2 separate regions of the Mus musculus genome follow, and region 1 is linked to region 2. The links are chromatin loops, found by intact Hi-C in ENCODE. Cell type or tissue: left cerebral cortex. All regions are shown on one strand.

Region 1 (8,000 bases), 310 kb before region 2:
CAGCATTACAATTAATACCATTATTGACTTGGCCTTTAAAACAAGTTAATTCCTTATTGAGGAAAATTCAGTCACCTTCACACTAGTAAATATGTTCTTGACAGGTTGTTTCTGATGATGAAGTAGATATTAAATGTACGTGAAAATTATATCAATTATATTTCAGAGAATCCACTCAGCACATTGAAAATATTTCTTTTTTTATTTCCACACTTATAATAAAAGATATGTTTTTTTTAAAAATTGATGGTGGACTGAGCCACCACAGGATGAAATGTTTCTGGAGCCAAGCTCCTTTCTGCTTAAGAATATTCTCTCTCTAGTACATACCACCAGTCTTTCCAGTATGGACGTCCTTTGGAGAAATTCAGCCTTAGCATCTTCTTTTCTTTACCCTTTCCCAATGGAAAAATGGAAAAAGCACAGGGCTTGCACCAGACTTAGGAGTACACCCAAAAGTCTGCAATGATTGAGTCAGTCAGAACACTACTAACTATGGGCCTACCCCAGTCATGTATTTCAGGAACCTCGTTTTCATCCACATATACTTACAAACCTGTGAAGCATTCATGCCCCGGTCTACTCAAACGCTTATATTCACCTGCCATACATTCAAACTAGTAACACTACTACTAGCACTACTAGTAGTGCTGGAAGAGAGATCAGTACAGACAGGCAAACTGATGCAAGTCAGCACTCACACACACAAGCTGCAGGCGCCTACAGCTTCAGATGTGTTTAAAGTTAGACTGAGCTGGAAAAGCACCTGAATTCTTGCCCATAGCAGCCACAACACTGTAAAAATATGTCACAATGAAAAATAATCTTATCCTGTGGGGACTACAGACTGAATATATTTCTTTGAAGGACCCCAAATCCTGTTTCTTATCTCACTTTGCCCAGGGCTTGTTGCTGAACAATATGTAACTTGTGTGGAATGAATGAGAGGACTACACTGATCTCTATGTACCATAAGTACTTAGTCTCAAATGCCCAAGACAATATTGCTATTGTCTCCAAAGCTGAAACCTGTTGCTTTATTTTTAAGGAAGTGTTTTCCTAGATAGAGATCTTCATAACACCAGCTGGAAATGCAAGCATTGCAGGGTAGGGCCACATTCATTGTTACACTATAAGAGCACCATTAAAAACCTGAGGACAGTTAGATTGCCTTCATTTCTAGAAACTTCTGGCTTTAGGAAGCAGCCCAAACACTGGCCGAGCACACAGTACTATAAAGGGAAATGGTGAGGCAGGGAGTTTAAACTTTAACTTTGGCAGACATCATGGGACCATCACAAAATGAACCAGAAACACCCACCGAAAACATTTTTCACGGTCACTGTGCGGATGACAGGTGATAAGAAGTGTTAGCAAAGATGGAATGTTCCAGACTGAGAGATAGCATCTTCTACCTGTGTGTATGGGTGAGGGTGGGGGTGGAGGGTGCACTGCTGGGGATTTGCTGGTAAATTATGAGCTACAGAATGGGGCTGGGAGGGAGATAGGGAGGGGAGGGAGGGAAAGGAGAGAGAGAGAGTGAGAGAGAGTGAGAGAGAGAGAGAGAGAGAGAGAGAGAGAAGCATTTGCCTCCCTTCCTTTAAAGAATGTTTATCCTAAAGGATCTCACCCCAATTTATCACCACTTCTATTTTAGGAAAAGAAAACCCAAAAACACAACATGTAGTTCAAGGACCAGAGCAAAAACGTATACTCCTGGTCTCAGTCTATCACGTTGGAATTTCTTTTTAGATAAAATTCCCCATTGTGCTATGCTATTTTCCTCTCCCCACTTCCTTTCTCCCATGATGCTTGGACATTAGGAATCTTTCCAATGAGAATCACTGCTAACTCAGTTTCATTTTGTGCTTCTAGTTTTCAGCTTGTCCTCATATTTATTATAATGATTTGAGTACATTTAAATGAACTTTTAAATGTATCTAGTTAAGAAAAAAAGTTAAAAATGCGCTATATTGTGATCTCGACGATTCTTTCTGGCGGGAGACATATTGGCTTTCAGAATACAGTTAACAACACTTTTGAGAAAGAGATCTCCTGACTTCATTGTTCCAAGTGCAGATGGCTAGGTTTCTAGAGTCTGTGCAGGTCAGCACTAAGTAGAATTGCTGGTAGGGTTGTACATGCCTGGGCAGTAAGACAAGGCCACCTTTATTGTTAGGTCACTTCTAAATGGATAATCATGTGAGCTGCAGGCCTGGATTATCAGACTGGTTTATGGACATACACAGACACACACACATATCATATACATATATAGTCATGGTCAGAGCTAGACACGTTTTTGAGAATTTTTCAAATCCAACTGATATTGTAGGTAGATAAATCTCAGACTATAGATGGTATCACAGCCAGAATGATCTCCTTACCTACTCTACAGAGATATACATGTTCTAATCCTGAGACTCCATGAATACACAAGAGCGACATTGAAGGTATAATAAATTCAGTTAAACACAGCTGAATCTAATAGTAGATTCTGTAGTGAGAGGAAGGGGGCCACACCTGGAGAAGGATATTCATCTACTAGTCTGGGAAATCTCTCTCTTCTCTCTTTCTTTGCTTGGTCAATTGTTTCATCTTCTGTGAATACCTCCTAGTGAAGCCTTCCCTCTGACTTGGCTCAGACTGTCTCTCAAGGCTATTGACACCCCTTGGATCTTCTCTGAGTTCATTGTATGAGTTTCCCAAATCACCTCTCCCACATGCTGAAGACTCCTCATGGGCATGAATAAGTTCCTAATCCTCTCGCATAGGAGACTTGAGTGATTCCTTTTGAATCAATACTTCAAAGAGGAAACATAGCTCTCTTTCAGATGCTTAGTGTTTTAAACTTTCTAGTAAGTGCTAGGGAAAACCACATGTATTTCCTCTGGAGTATCATTACTGTCTTTTCCTTATGCATAGATGTTTATAGGGATGACCTTAGAATCTGGTGGACACAGACAAGTTGCTGTGGAGGACAAAGTCTAGGAAATGCCCTAGGACCACTGATCTAAGTGGAACCATGCTTTCAGTTGGCTTAGATGGAACCTCCTTGAGCTGCTTAGCCACTAATAGCTGCTTATGTAGCACCATAGACAATAAGGTGTTTTCTCTGATGGTGCCAACAGGTTAGCTAATACCATCTTACGCCCAGAGAAGCCAAACTACCTAAAACAAAGGAAACTCTTCCTCTAGGATGCTGAGGAAATGCTATTGCCAGATATCATTTAGCACTGGAAGAGAGGCTCCAAAGTTCTATTAAGGGCTAATTGCAAACACCTGCTCATAGTTACAAAAACAAGCATAAAGGGATATCTTTCACCAATGCCTATTTTGACCAGCTGTTAGACTCTGGGTCATTTTAGACAAGATGTTCCTATTTTTTCCCCTGAATTATTTTCTGTTTCTCTGAGAAACAAGACTATACATGGATACCCAGGTGTGTCCATCCCTCTAAACACAATGGAGATCATTTCTCTGGCTTGCTGTCTAGTGCTTGTGGGAGAGTTTTAAGCTGTGGACTCCTTTACTTTAGCATCCTTGATGTGAGTCATACCCAGTGGTTAATGCTCATATGCTATCACTGCAAAAGGCTTTAGACGTTGATGGGAGAAGACTTTTGGGATGCAGCTAGTTCTTCATTATCGATATTTAGTTTCAAGGCAGCTTAGCTGAAAATGCATGATGATGATTAGCTAAAGTCAATGTCAAGGGTTGCAGGGGAAGGGAGCATATGTGCAGGCCCCAAAACATCATGGTGGGCTCATCAGAAAGCTTTTCCCTAAGAGCAATTATTTCTCCCAACTGCCTGCACCTTTTGAAAGATTCTTGGGATCATACTGAGAAACTCCTGTCTGGCAGGCAATTTATCACTGAACCACATCCCCAGCCTCTTTTCTGTCATTGGATGCTCTTGTGAAAAAGGTCAATGGTCTGATGGACTTGGAAACTGCTATATCTTACATCTTTCAGAAATTTATGATAATGTAATTTAAAAAGTCTGTCAAAATAGGAACCCAACTAAGTGACCTGACTCAGAATTTCTTAAGTTCACTTTCCTAAAGACCTTTTAGCTACATAGTACTTTTTTTCAAATCATATAATTAGAATTCTGTCCTTTGACTTTTTCCAAACCTGACTTTTTTTAAAAGTCCTTGTCCATGCTCTGTTGTGAGGTAAAATACTTTGTCCCACTTTCTAAGTTGTAAATACTTACCACTCTTGAGGTAACTGTTATTGATATCATCAGGAAGGTCCTCAGAGGCTGGGCTGGTAGGTAAGAGCCATCATGCCACTCACTATAGATGGCAGAGCTATAACCAGAATCTAGTTTTTTTCCCCCAAATTTTGTTTATTATCTCCTTTCTGTGCTTCTAATAGGTTCATAAAATGTCATTTTCCCCAGTATCAACCTAGAAGTCCAGAACATGGATATTAACAGAGTTTATTCCTACCTTAAGTTTGCCCCCTACACTTGCACTGCTGCCAACTGTAAGGAAGGGAAGAGAGAGTGGCCAGTTACTAAATGAAAGAAGTCTGGGAAACAAAAATCATGTTCACAGAAGTGAGGCCCCCTCACTCCTGCATTTGATAGTTACTAAAGAGGACAAGGTAAGATTGCTCAACTCCAGATCTTAGAATCCCCATGAATTTCACTACCTTACATAAGACTAGCTCCCAGAAGCAAAGTTTTAGGGAAGACAATTATTCTAAAGGATGCCAGGGCATAGTGGTTGGAGGATTTTCCTGTACTGTGGCCCGAGACTTGTTCAGTCAAGTAGAAACAAACTGTAATCCTGAGGTTTTTTTTTTTTTTTGTAGGACTCACAGCCAGTCTTTTATTATTTTAAGAACACTTGGTTGCTATCCTTAGATATGGAGGTGGGGATAGGGAAAGCCTAGGGCTCAGGGAAACAGACACATTCTTCTAGAAATAACAACTTTGTTCTGTACACAGGAGTGTGGTCCCCGGGGCAGTGCTACTACATTCCAGGGCTCTACCCAGGTTGATGAATAGACACAATTTCATCTCATTAGTTATTGACACAGAGTGGAGACTCCGTCCATTATGCACCTAGTATAACCTTTAAGGAGAAGATCCCACCAATGACCTGAGAAAGTGGCATTTGGTCTGAGTAATAGGTCAACACACCTGCACTGAGCCTTGTGAGCTGTGCTTAGACTTCCTCACCTTTCAGTGTGTGTCCCTGATGGGTGCCCCATAGCAAGAATGTGAACCTCCCCCTGGAACATCTGTGATTGCCCAACTGAGCTTAGCCATGTTCTAAGAAGTCAGTACTGAGTACTTTCAATAAAACAGAGCTATGTCCTCGAGCTGTAAATGCCTCCCAAAGACAATCAGACAGAACTGCATTGTTTCAGGGAGAAAGCCTCCTTACATAGTGGTCATATTGTGGTTACTGGGAGCTTGGTGACTAATCCACACAGAGGATGTACAGGAGAGAGGGGCTGGCATCTTTCCAGTGGATGGTGATGCTCTTAGATTAGGATTTGCATTGCTTTGCGTGCGCGCGCGCGCGTGCACACACACACACACACACACACACACACACACCCCAAACACAAGCTTTCATTGTGAAGTTTCTTGGCACCCTTGTGTTCCCAGTGTGAATTGGCTTGTGAGTAGAGATCTCCTCTTTTTGTCTGGGGGAAATTGTGTTATGGAAACTTGAATGATTCCTACAATACAAAAATGCACAGTGTGAATTGGTAGGATTGCCCAGTGGATAAAGGGGTTTGGTGCCAAGCCTGATGACTTGAGTTTGGTTATGTGGAACTTACATGAAAGAGGGAAAGAGCTGAGTCTTGCAAGTTGTCCTCAGACTTCCACATATGCACCAGGACATGCATGTACTTAATATAGAAACACACACACATACACTAACACTAACACACACAAACACATACACACACTAACACACACACACACAGTGGGCGTTACAAGAAAAGACTTTACACTGTACTATCTACATTTGCACTTCCAAAAATGTATACTGTGTACTTTACATATCAAAAACAGAATATTAGACAATAGGTTCTTGGGACATCATCATCTTTGGATATTGATCAACGAGTATGTACTTAGTATATAGTCTCAATTATTTTATGGGTAATATCTACAAATCTCTGTTTGGATCCTGAATAGCCTAGTTGATTCACATTAGTGCACTAGGATATTTTGCATCACTTTATTGCTAAGGTGAAAGAGAATTGTATTGGAAACAACGTTGCTTAAACAGAACTGAAAGAGTGATATAAAAGAGGCTGATGGATAAGTGCTGGTACTTAGCTGGTTCTGAATCTTAGACACCTTCTCTGTGTCTCTGTCCTCTAATCATGGAAGACTTCTCTGGAGAGTACTCCATGAGATATGTATGTAAGTTCTTCTTACTCATCTGTCTTGTCCTGTATGCTGACAGATTGGCATAAGATGGCACTCTGAGTTTGGACAATTATGAATTTTTTTCTAAATATTATCCCCAAAATTGGTGGTCTCTCAAGTTACTACAGAACACTGGGTGAGTTGATTAAAGGAAAGGTAAATGGGTGGGGATGGTCCAGGGCTAATTAGGGATTCAGTTAATGATTCAAATGTAATCATAGGCAGTGGGCATAGCTAATGAGTGTTGGGCTTTATACTTTTTATTGTCTATTTTTATAATTCTTAACAAGATGTCTGTGTATGTACATGAGAGTGCAGCTACATACTGAGGCCAGAGGTGTTGACTACCACCACCCTTACAGTCACTGAGCTAGAGGTAAAGGTTCCTGTGGACTACCCCATGTAGATCCATAGCCCTTCACGCTGAGCCTCTACAAGCGCAGTCTACAGTCTACCACTGAGCCATCTCTCCAGCACGACAGAATTTTCAGTTCATATTCTTCGATTTTCAGATTCTTCAGTGCCTGAATTCAACATATGCCTTAGCCTATAAGGACACTCTACCTAGAATGTAGTAACTGTAAGTCTTTCAAAGCAAGCCTTCTGCCAAGGTGGGGTAGAATGCACTGTTGTTTATTTTTATAACCTAGGGTCACACAGAACAGGCCTCAAAACTCAAGAGACAAAGCAGTGTAAGTTGTGTCTCTTTATTCTGTGCTCAAGGCCTTTCAATGGTATGAAACATCTCCTTGTTCTCTTATTGTGCAATTCAGCATACAGCTCTGAATAGGACCGTTTATAACTGGAAATTCCAGTGGAGTTCCACTTGTTCCTGACTTGTTTCCATGCCAGATGACACCCTCAGAGACTTTGAAGTTGCATGTTTGAAGGAAGTGCAACCCACCCACACCTCTGACTCCATATGTCTACCAATGTGTCAGCCCAGACTCTTGGAAAGGCAGTGGGCTTTTTTGGAAAAGCAGCTTCTGCCTGAAAGTGGATAGGAGCCCATCTCCAGAAGACGGGGATGCCTCATGATCCAATATGTCCTGTGGTTGAGGCTGATGCTGATGCTGATGGTGTTTCCAGAAGTTTCATCTGCAAGGAGAGGCTGAGGTCACTATCCAAGTTGCCCATGGGTCCTGGCTATAGCAAGCTTGTACCAGGGTTTTAGGGCAGGGTGGTTTGGCTTATGTGGTATAGATCCAAACACATTCTAATCTCTCCTTAGGGAACAGTACCTGTTTCATGTTCCTGTTCACCTCATTTGTATATGACGAAGTTTCTAATTGCATCTGAATTTCCAGGGTTTCATGGATTAAAAATGTGGCCAAACACAGGGATGGCTTTGTACCCTGGTAAGGACAAGAAAATATGAGCAACATTATTTATTCAACTCATAGTATGTTGTTTAAAATTTTGATATTGTGTTTCATTTAACTAGCACAAAAATCCCGTGCAGATATCTATATTAAACCAAAGAGTAAACTGCAAAAGCTTAAGGACTTTCATAGTTACTGAGCAGGAAGATGCGATTCACACCCACCTAACTCTAATTCCACAAAGGGCCATTTCTTTTAAATCATGGTCATTT
Region 2 (8,000 bases):
GTAGTCCAGCATCATAAAATTAAATAATCCCACTAATATCCCAGAGGCAGGAGTTGGAAAGAAGCTGTAGTATCTGGCCAAGCACATCATGTATGGTAGAGTACTGGGCTGTAGATTTGGTTGATACAGACATGTCTGAGAAGTAATGCCAAAAGCAAAGACAAGAACAAAAACTACAATGTGTGTTTCAAGAGCACTTGAACTGGAGGACTTGGAGATAGAAGGAAGAACAAGAACCAAGCAAGAACACAGCAGACTGTAAAACTGCTATAGGAAGGCCGAAGGAGGCCAAGAAGTTACTGCACCTTAATGGCTTCTTTACCCACCATTATCAAATCACCTGCAAAATTTAAGGCCAAGTTAGACATGGACACTGCTGCTCCATGTCATCCTCCTCATCAGTCACTGTTGCAGTAATTATTTCTTTTACTTTTAAAATTATAACTACATCATTTCTCCCTTACTTATTCCTACCAGTGTTTCCATATATCCCTCCTTGTTCTGTCCAAATTTATAGTCTCATATTAACTTTTGTGATACACACACACACATAGACACACAGACACACAGACACACAGACACACACAGACACACACACACACAGACACAGACACACACAGACACAGACACACACACACACACATATATATGTATATATATATATATATATATATATATATATATATATATATATATTCTAAGTTTGTATAATGTGACATGAATGTATGTTTTCAGGGCTGACCATTTAGTATTGGAAGTCTCACCAACATTGCTGTTACAACATGAATGGAATGAAGAGAACACAATAAACATACTAAAGTAGACAGGGCCCTACACAAAGAAGGACATACAACTAAGGGTTGCCGAGAGCAGTAGAAATAGTCTTCCCCAAGGAAGAGCACAACAAGGATTTTCCAGCCACTAGTTTTTAATATCTTGTTTTTAGGAAGTTCTCACCATAAGTTCTATTATGTTGCAATACTGTTTAAAAATTATTTTATATTTACACCCAACCAAGGGACAGAAGTTGGTAACCCCTGTGGCTGACTTAGGGAAAAGCTGGAAGAAACTGAGGAGGAGAGTCACCCTATAGGAAGACCAGTAGTCTCAATTAACCTGGGCTCCCTGGGATCTTTCAGACACTGAGCCACCAACGAGGAAGCATAAACCAACTGATGTAAGTCCTTGGACACCTGTACAGCAGAGGACTGCCAGGTCTGGCCTCAGTCAGAGGATATGCACCTTGAGAGACTTGTAGCCCCAGGGACTAGGGGGAGGGGAGTCCAGTGGAATGTGTGTGTGTTTGGGGGGGGGGCATCCTCTTGGGATGGAGGAAGGTGTGGGATATGGAACAGTCAGAGGGTGGACCTGGAAGGGAATAAGTCTGGACTGAAAAATAAAAGATTAAAGAATAAATTTTTTTTAAAAGATATTTTATTGTCAAGTAATTTTGAAAATGTTTAGGTCATCTTTCAGGCACTGGAAAATAAACAAGTTAGAACATTACTGATCTTTGTATTATTCACTGCTGATACATTAGGTTCATAATAGGTGGACTAAATGGGCTGAACTCAGTAATACTTTGGTTCATTCTTCTGCTAGAAATTACTTAGTTATAAATGACAAAATTGCCAAATGTGTTATTACATTACTGACATAATTATCCCACGTTGGTATATATTTTGTGTTACATATTTTCTAAATATTCATAATTACTCATATTATTATTGTGTGGGCTTGAAAGTACCATAGATAACTAACTATTGGACATTGAATAATTTGTATTTATTTGTATACAGATATATAATACTTAATTTAATAATATTTTTTTCTAATTTTGTTCATGTTTTAACTAAAGACTGTTTATTTAAATGGTTCTCCTTGTTTTTTGGATTACTTAAATTTTTAATGATTTCATATATATGTATGTATATGTATTATACTATGAACGTATCACCTTGTTACTATTGCTTCTAGCCTTCCAATTCCCACCAATCCCCTCCCTCTTCCCATCTAATCCCCTGTCATGCCATCTAATTCCCCTTTCATGCCTTTTGTTTCTATCAGTTTTAGATAGCAGATAGCTAGGATCTGCATGTTCATAACTGCATTAGCCATGTCATATCCAGAAGACAGTGTTTTACAGGACTCTTCCCCAGTTTCTAGTTCTTATAATCTTTCCATCTCCTTCTATCATGATTTCTACTAGGTCTCAGGGAGTCCCAATTAGGAATGATAACTCAACAGTCATTCATTCTTAGCATTTTAACCATTTATGTAGTAACTGTTATACACTACAAAAAGACACTTCTCTAGGCAAAGTGGATAGTAGTGCCGGTCTAAGTATCTAAATATAAATATTTATATGCAAGTTTTGATATATATCCATTAATCTTGATATCAATAATATGCCTGAGTCTGTACATCTCCAGCCATAGATTTTAGTTCAATTTTACAATACCAAGATTTTTCCTCCTCCTCCTCCTCCTCCTTCTCCTCTTCATCCTCCTCCTCTTCCTCCTCCCCCCCCACTCTTCCTCCTCTTCCTCCCCCTCCTTCTGATTTCCTTTTACTGGAAAGGGCTACAAACATAATCATAAAGTAGTTGGTTACTCCCAAAACAATTATACCATTACTGTACTGGTGGGAGCATCCCCTTATTTACATAACTATTGAAATTGTATAGCCAACTCCTGATCTATAAGACCTTTGTATTCCTTAAGTTCTCCATTGAGAATTATGCAAAGGAAGATAACCAAGATGCTCTACCACAGTCTACCAAGCACATAGACTGTCTAAGAAACTGTTTGGTCTGAGAAGTATCTGCTTAAAACAGGATATGTTTTCTATTGTTTCAGAGTTGAGAATCTTTCTGCCATTACTTATTTCTTCACCCTTCAAAAATAATCTATTACATGGTAGAAAAGATGGAATTAATTAGGGATTCAGAAAGGAGTTGGAAGTTTCATGATTTCAAGCCACTGGTATTCTGGGAATCGTGCATAGATGAATATGTGATTATATACTTCTTGGTATTCTGTTCAGAAACAAATAGAAGTCTGAGTACTCATAGTAAAGGTACCAGAAAGAAAGAAAGAAAGAAAGAAAGAAAGAAAGAAAGAAAGAAAGAAAGAAAGAAAGGAAGGAAGGAAGGAAGGAAGGAAGGAAGGAAGGAAGGAAGGAAGGAAGGAAGGAAGGAAGAAAGAAAGAAAGAAAGAAAGAAAGAAAGAAAGAAAGAAAGAAAGAAAGAAAGGAAGGAAGGAAGGAAGGAAGGAAGGAAGGAAGGAAGGAAGGAAGGAAGGAAGGAAGGAAGGAAGGAAGGAAGGAAGGAAGGAAGAAAGAAAGAAAGAAAGAAAGAAAGAAAGAAAGAAAGAAAGAAAGAAAGAAAGAAAAAAGAAAGAAAAAGCTGTGAACAAATGTAAGTGGGCACATTTGTTCAATGGGTCCAACCCACACTGAGATTAAAAGAAAGTATATTGCAAGGAAAGAAAAAGTGAGTCTTGATGCATATACTTATACATTGCACTTTTTAACTGTAAATTCCTCTCTTAATGTACTAGCTAGTATTTAGAATTAAGCGTAATCCTTCCTTAAAGTAATGTTGATAACTGAAGGATCAAAGCAGAATACCGATATCTTTACCACCTATTCCTACATGCATATTTTAATGTCTCCTATGTTCTCTTATAGCACCAGACTCTTAGAATCTCCCATGTTTATTTGTCATACTGTATCACATGTCTCTTCATAGCCCAGAGTCTTCATTTATCGGTGTAGATCCTCCACAGGGTGCTTTCTCTAGTCTTCAGTTCACTTGACAGCACACAAATATCAGGATTTGAATATGATGGTACCATCTATCCTAGTCCATGCAGTCCTACCCAGAATATAAGAATGTCTACTTTATAGGAAAGGAATAAGTGATTGACAACCCATTGATAGAATGCATCAAAGGATGAAGAATTCGCTGCTTAAAGAGAATTACCTAACAGAAGAACAAAAGAGCAGCTAACAGGAGAGTTACCAAGTCAAAAAGATGAGCCAGAAGAACAAGAAAAACAAAGAGGTATCTATGCCTTATTTTGGCCTTAAGACATACCTGGCCTGAATGGAATGACAGTCAACTGCATATCAGATTATGAGTATGCAGATAAAAGTGCTACTGGTATCAGGCAAAAAAATCAATGAGACACTCAAGAAGAACCTGGTATTAGGTCTTGATATATGACCCATTTTTTGCCACCCCACACCCCTCATTTCCATCCAAACACACACAAGTCTGACCAATTCCTGGATGAATAAGTCATATCCAGAGTGACATAACCACTTGGTAGCAGGACTTTCTATCTGTGTAGTGGAGTCCTTTTTCTTCCAACCTGCTTGGAAGATTAGTGTCTTCATTTTATGGCCCAGAAGAAGGATGAAGGGAGAACAATAAAGTGAAAATACAGGAGAAGGAGTCAGACAAAGACTTTGTTTTGTAGAAGTCTCGAGTGGCCCCATAAAGCAAAACAGGCAACAGTAGCAATTCCAGGGAGCATGGCTGTGCTTTTCCTTGGACCCAGGGGGGAACTAATCTGCAAACCTTTATTAAAAGCCTATGTTTGAAAACATATTTTCAACACTTAGCCTTGCAGGTATTTGCAGTATAGAGGTAGGAGGTGGTTACATAATACACAAGCTTAAGTGCTAGAAGCTCTTGAGAGCTTCTAGAAGAGGAGGAATCAGGTGTTTGGTTTCTCTTAGTGATATGACCTTGTAGGCTGGTCACACACCAGAGCAGCCTTTAATTCCAGGAATAGCAGGGCAGCACAAACTATAACCACTGGGCAAGAAGACAGACAGAAGCATTTAAAATGGGTGGGAAAGGATGCCAGTGTTGAGGGGGTTAAGGAGAAAACATGAGGGGGTTTAATGTGATCAAAATATTTTGCATGAAATTTTCAAAGAATTAATAAAATGTTTTTAAATATGTCTACAGTCTCTCTCTGCTTCTGCCTCATCCATTTGGACAACTCTGCTGTTTTACTTTCCTTCACTAATTTACAAACCATGAACCATTAAAATCAATTAAAGTAAATTTAACAATGAATTAAATTAAACAATAAAAAGACACTGTTTTCTAAAACCATTAATCATATCATGTGATGATGCCTTTGGAAATTCTGAAATCCCTGGATAACCTGAAGGAAAGCTACATACTGTCTCAGCATGCCAAACTCCAACTGCCAGCCTGGCTTTGTCATGATGCCAGCCACCACCTACTTCCTCCATATTCCACAGCCTCTCTCTGCATTCTAACTTTCTTGCTATGATCTTCAAGAAGAATACCACTTTCTCTGGGTTTCTTCATATGTTCTAAAACTGGTGAACTACATCACCTAGTACACAACTCTCCATTGGAGCATTGCAATTTTAGGAGCCTCATTTGAGAAGTTAATGAAACCTTGCATAAACAACACAGCCAAAGTATGAGAAAAGAACTCAGGCACAGAGGAACTAAGAAAAGACAAGAAATACCATGAATAGAAGTTGCCTCCAATAGAGGTATGTTGGGAATAGTTCATATTTCAGACACGGGATCCATAAATACTAGCAGAACAGAATATGCCTCAACAAAGTTTATAAAATTAAGAAGTTTCGTCATGAGAAAAGTCTTTCTACAGAATGTGAATGCCAGTTTGTGTGTGATTTTTATGATACTGCAGAAAAGATGCCTAGAGGGATCAGGAAAATTGCTGAACTTTTCTAATAGACAATAACTACTTAGAAATGGATATAGCAATGGTGTTGAGAAAAAAAGAATAAAGCTCATGAGACTAGACAAACTCCCAGGCCTTTTCTATGATCAGGGTCACAGAATTAACCACATACAACTGCCTTCCTCATACCTAAAGGGTATTACTTCTTCCAGTGTTTCAACTATTTGAGAAATGAATATTGTTAACAAGAATTCCATGCCTTCAGCTCACCAACATTGCTGGTTAAGGAATTTACAAGCAGCACTATTATAAATATTCATGAATATTTGGTCACATGAATAAGTTCCTTAGTGAAGTATTTGTATATAAAGGAATGCTTTAAAATCTATACACAAAGGTATGCAAAACTCACCCTCATTTGTTCAGCATGAGTGTTAGTACATTCATTCATTCAGGCTGGGACAATGATGCTTCAAGATTGTCCATCTGTTATATAACTATTGTTAAAGAGTACTATTCTCTAATGCTACAATACTTCCTTAGCCTGTTTACTCATGAAATGCCCAGAAAGTCTTCCAACATCAGTGGTAGGAAAATCTGAAATTTATGTATGGTTTAATTTTAGAACACTATAAATTGGTTTCAAAATTACCACTGAACAATGCCAGCCACACTGACCTATCTCATTTGTAATGTTTTCTTTTTTCCCTTTACTTTGTTTAATGACTTTCAGTATCACTTGTACAAATAACAGGTTTTATTATTCCATCTTCATACATCTGATGCACTTTGATAATTTAATATCATTCCTTAAGCAAGAGAGAACAAGGTGGAGCTCAGTTAGCACTCATATATCTTCATGGAGACTCAGTACTCATATATCTGCATGGAGACTCAGTACTCATATATCTGCATGGAGACTCAGTACACATATATCTGCATGGAGACTCAATACTCATATATCTGCATGAGAACTCAGTACTCATATATCTGCATGGAGACTCAGTACTCATATATCTGCATGGAGACTCAAACATATCCAACTGAATTTACATCCTCTTGTGTGTTTATTATATACAAAATACTTTTCAAAGCATTGGGTTTAAGAAACATAGAGTTTGACTGTTTTTGTTTTCTTAATTTTCTCCATTTGTATAACCTTAACATTCTGTGAGACATAGGAGCCCGTGATGGAAAACATTTTCAATATAATCTTAGATCTCACATGCTCATGCATTTACAGAATTTACATAGTAAAAATGACCATCCTATCAAAAGCAGTATACAGATTCAACCTAATCCCCATCAAAATCCCAAAACAATTCTTCAAAGACATGGAAAGAGCAATCTCAAATTCACCTGGAAAAGCAAAAAACCGAGAATAGCAAAACAACTCTTAACAGTTAAAGAACTTCTGGGGGGAATCACCATCTCTGACTATACTACAGAACAATAGTGATAAAAACTGCATGGTATTAGTACAGAGATAGACACATTGATCAGTGGAATAGAATTGAAGATTTAGAAATAAAACTTCACACTTATGGGCATTTGATCTTTGACAAAGAAACCAAAAATATACAACGGAAGAAAGAAAGCATCTTCAATCATTGGTCTAACTGGCAGTTTGTGTGTAGAAAATGAAAATAGATCCATATTTGTCACCTTGCACAAAGCTCAAGTCCAAGTGAATCAAGGACCTCCACATAAAACCAGATACACTGAATCTAACAGAAGAGAATGTGGGAAAGAGCCTTGAACTCATTGGCACAGGGGGAAATTTCTAACCAGCTTTCAGTTTCACGATAAGGCAGATAACATTTGTCTTTTAGCCAGTATTTGAAAAAATGGCTAGACACCTAAACTTTGTAAAAACTATATAAAACTAGCCATTAAAATGGTAAAGAGAATATCAACACCCTAACACAGTCATTCTCACACTTTCTAATGTGGTGGCCATTTAATACAACTCATCATGCTCGGATAGCCCCATACATCAGATCATTTTCATTGCTATTTCATAACTGTAATTTTGCTAATGTTATGAATCATAATGTAAATATCCATGATTTTTGATGGTCTTGGGTGACTCCTGCAAAAGTATTGTTAAACGTACAACCAGAACTGACACTCTCACACTTAAGATTATATGGTTGTCTTCTTCAGTCTCTATAACATCTCCCTTCCTGCTTCCTAACTTCCTCTAGTTTCCTTTGAATATGTGTATGTGTGTGTATACATATATACATACATACATACATACATATGTATATATAATTATTCAGTCAACATTAACTT

What was found. A loop is a pair of places that touch in the nucleus more often than their neighbours do. Peaks named below come from ENCODE experiments on the same cell type or tissue, not always from the same donor. Only the 100,000 strongest peaks of a DNase experiment are listed, where the experiment ranks them.
Region 1: a loop joins it to region 2, with 3 times the contacts of the local background. A loop is called at or near these places in 2 of 42 quality-filtered maps.

The regions. Positions count from the first base shown.
Region 1 is chr12:9,850,911-9,858,910 of GRCm38, forward strand. No RefSeq gene overlaps it. Among named protein-coding and RNA genes, the nearest start is that of Gm22845, 11 kb to the right of the region's middle. In left cerebral cortex, no CTCF peak of the experiment used is centred here; DNase peaks (open chromatin) are centred at 4,782, 5,413 and 7,304; H3K27ac peaks cover 347 bases.
Region 2 is chr12:10,163,534-10,171,533 of GRCm38, forward strand. No RefSeq gene overlaps it. Among named protein-coding and RNA genes, the nearest start is that of Gm46324, 90 kb to the left of the region's middle. In left cerebral cortex, no CTCF peak of the experiment used is centred here; DNase peaks (open chromatin) are centred at 3,809 and 5,249.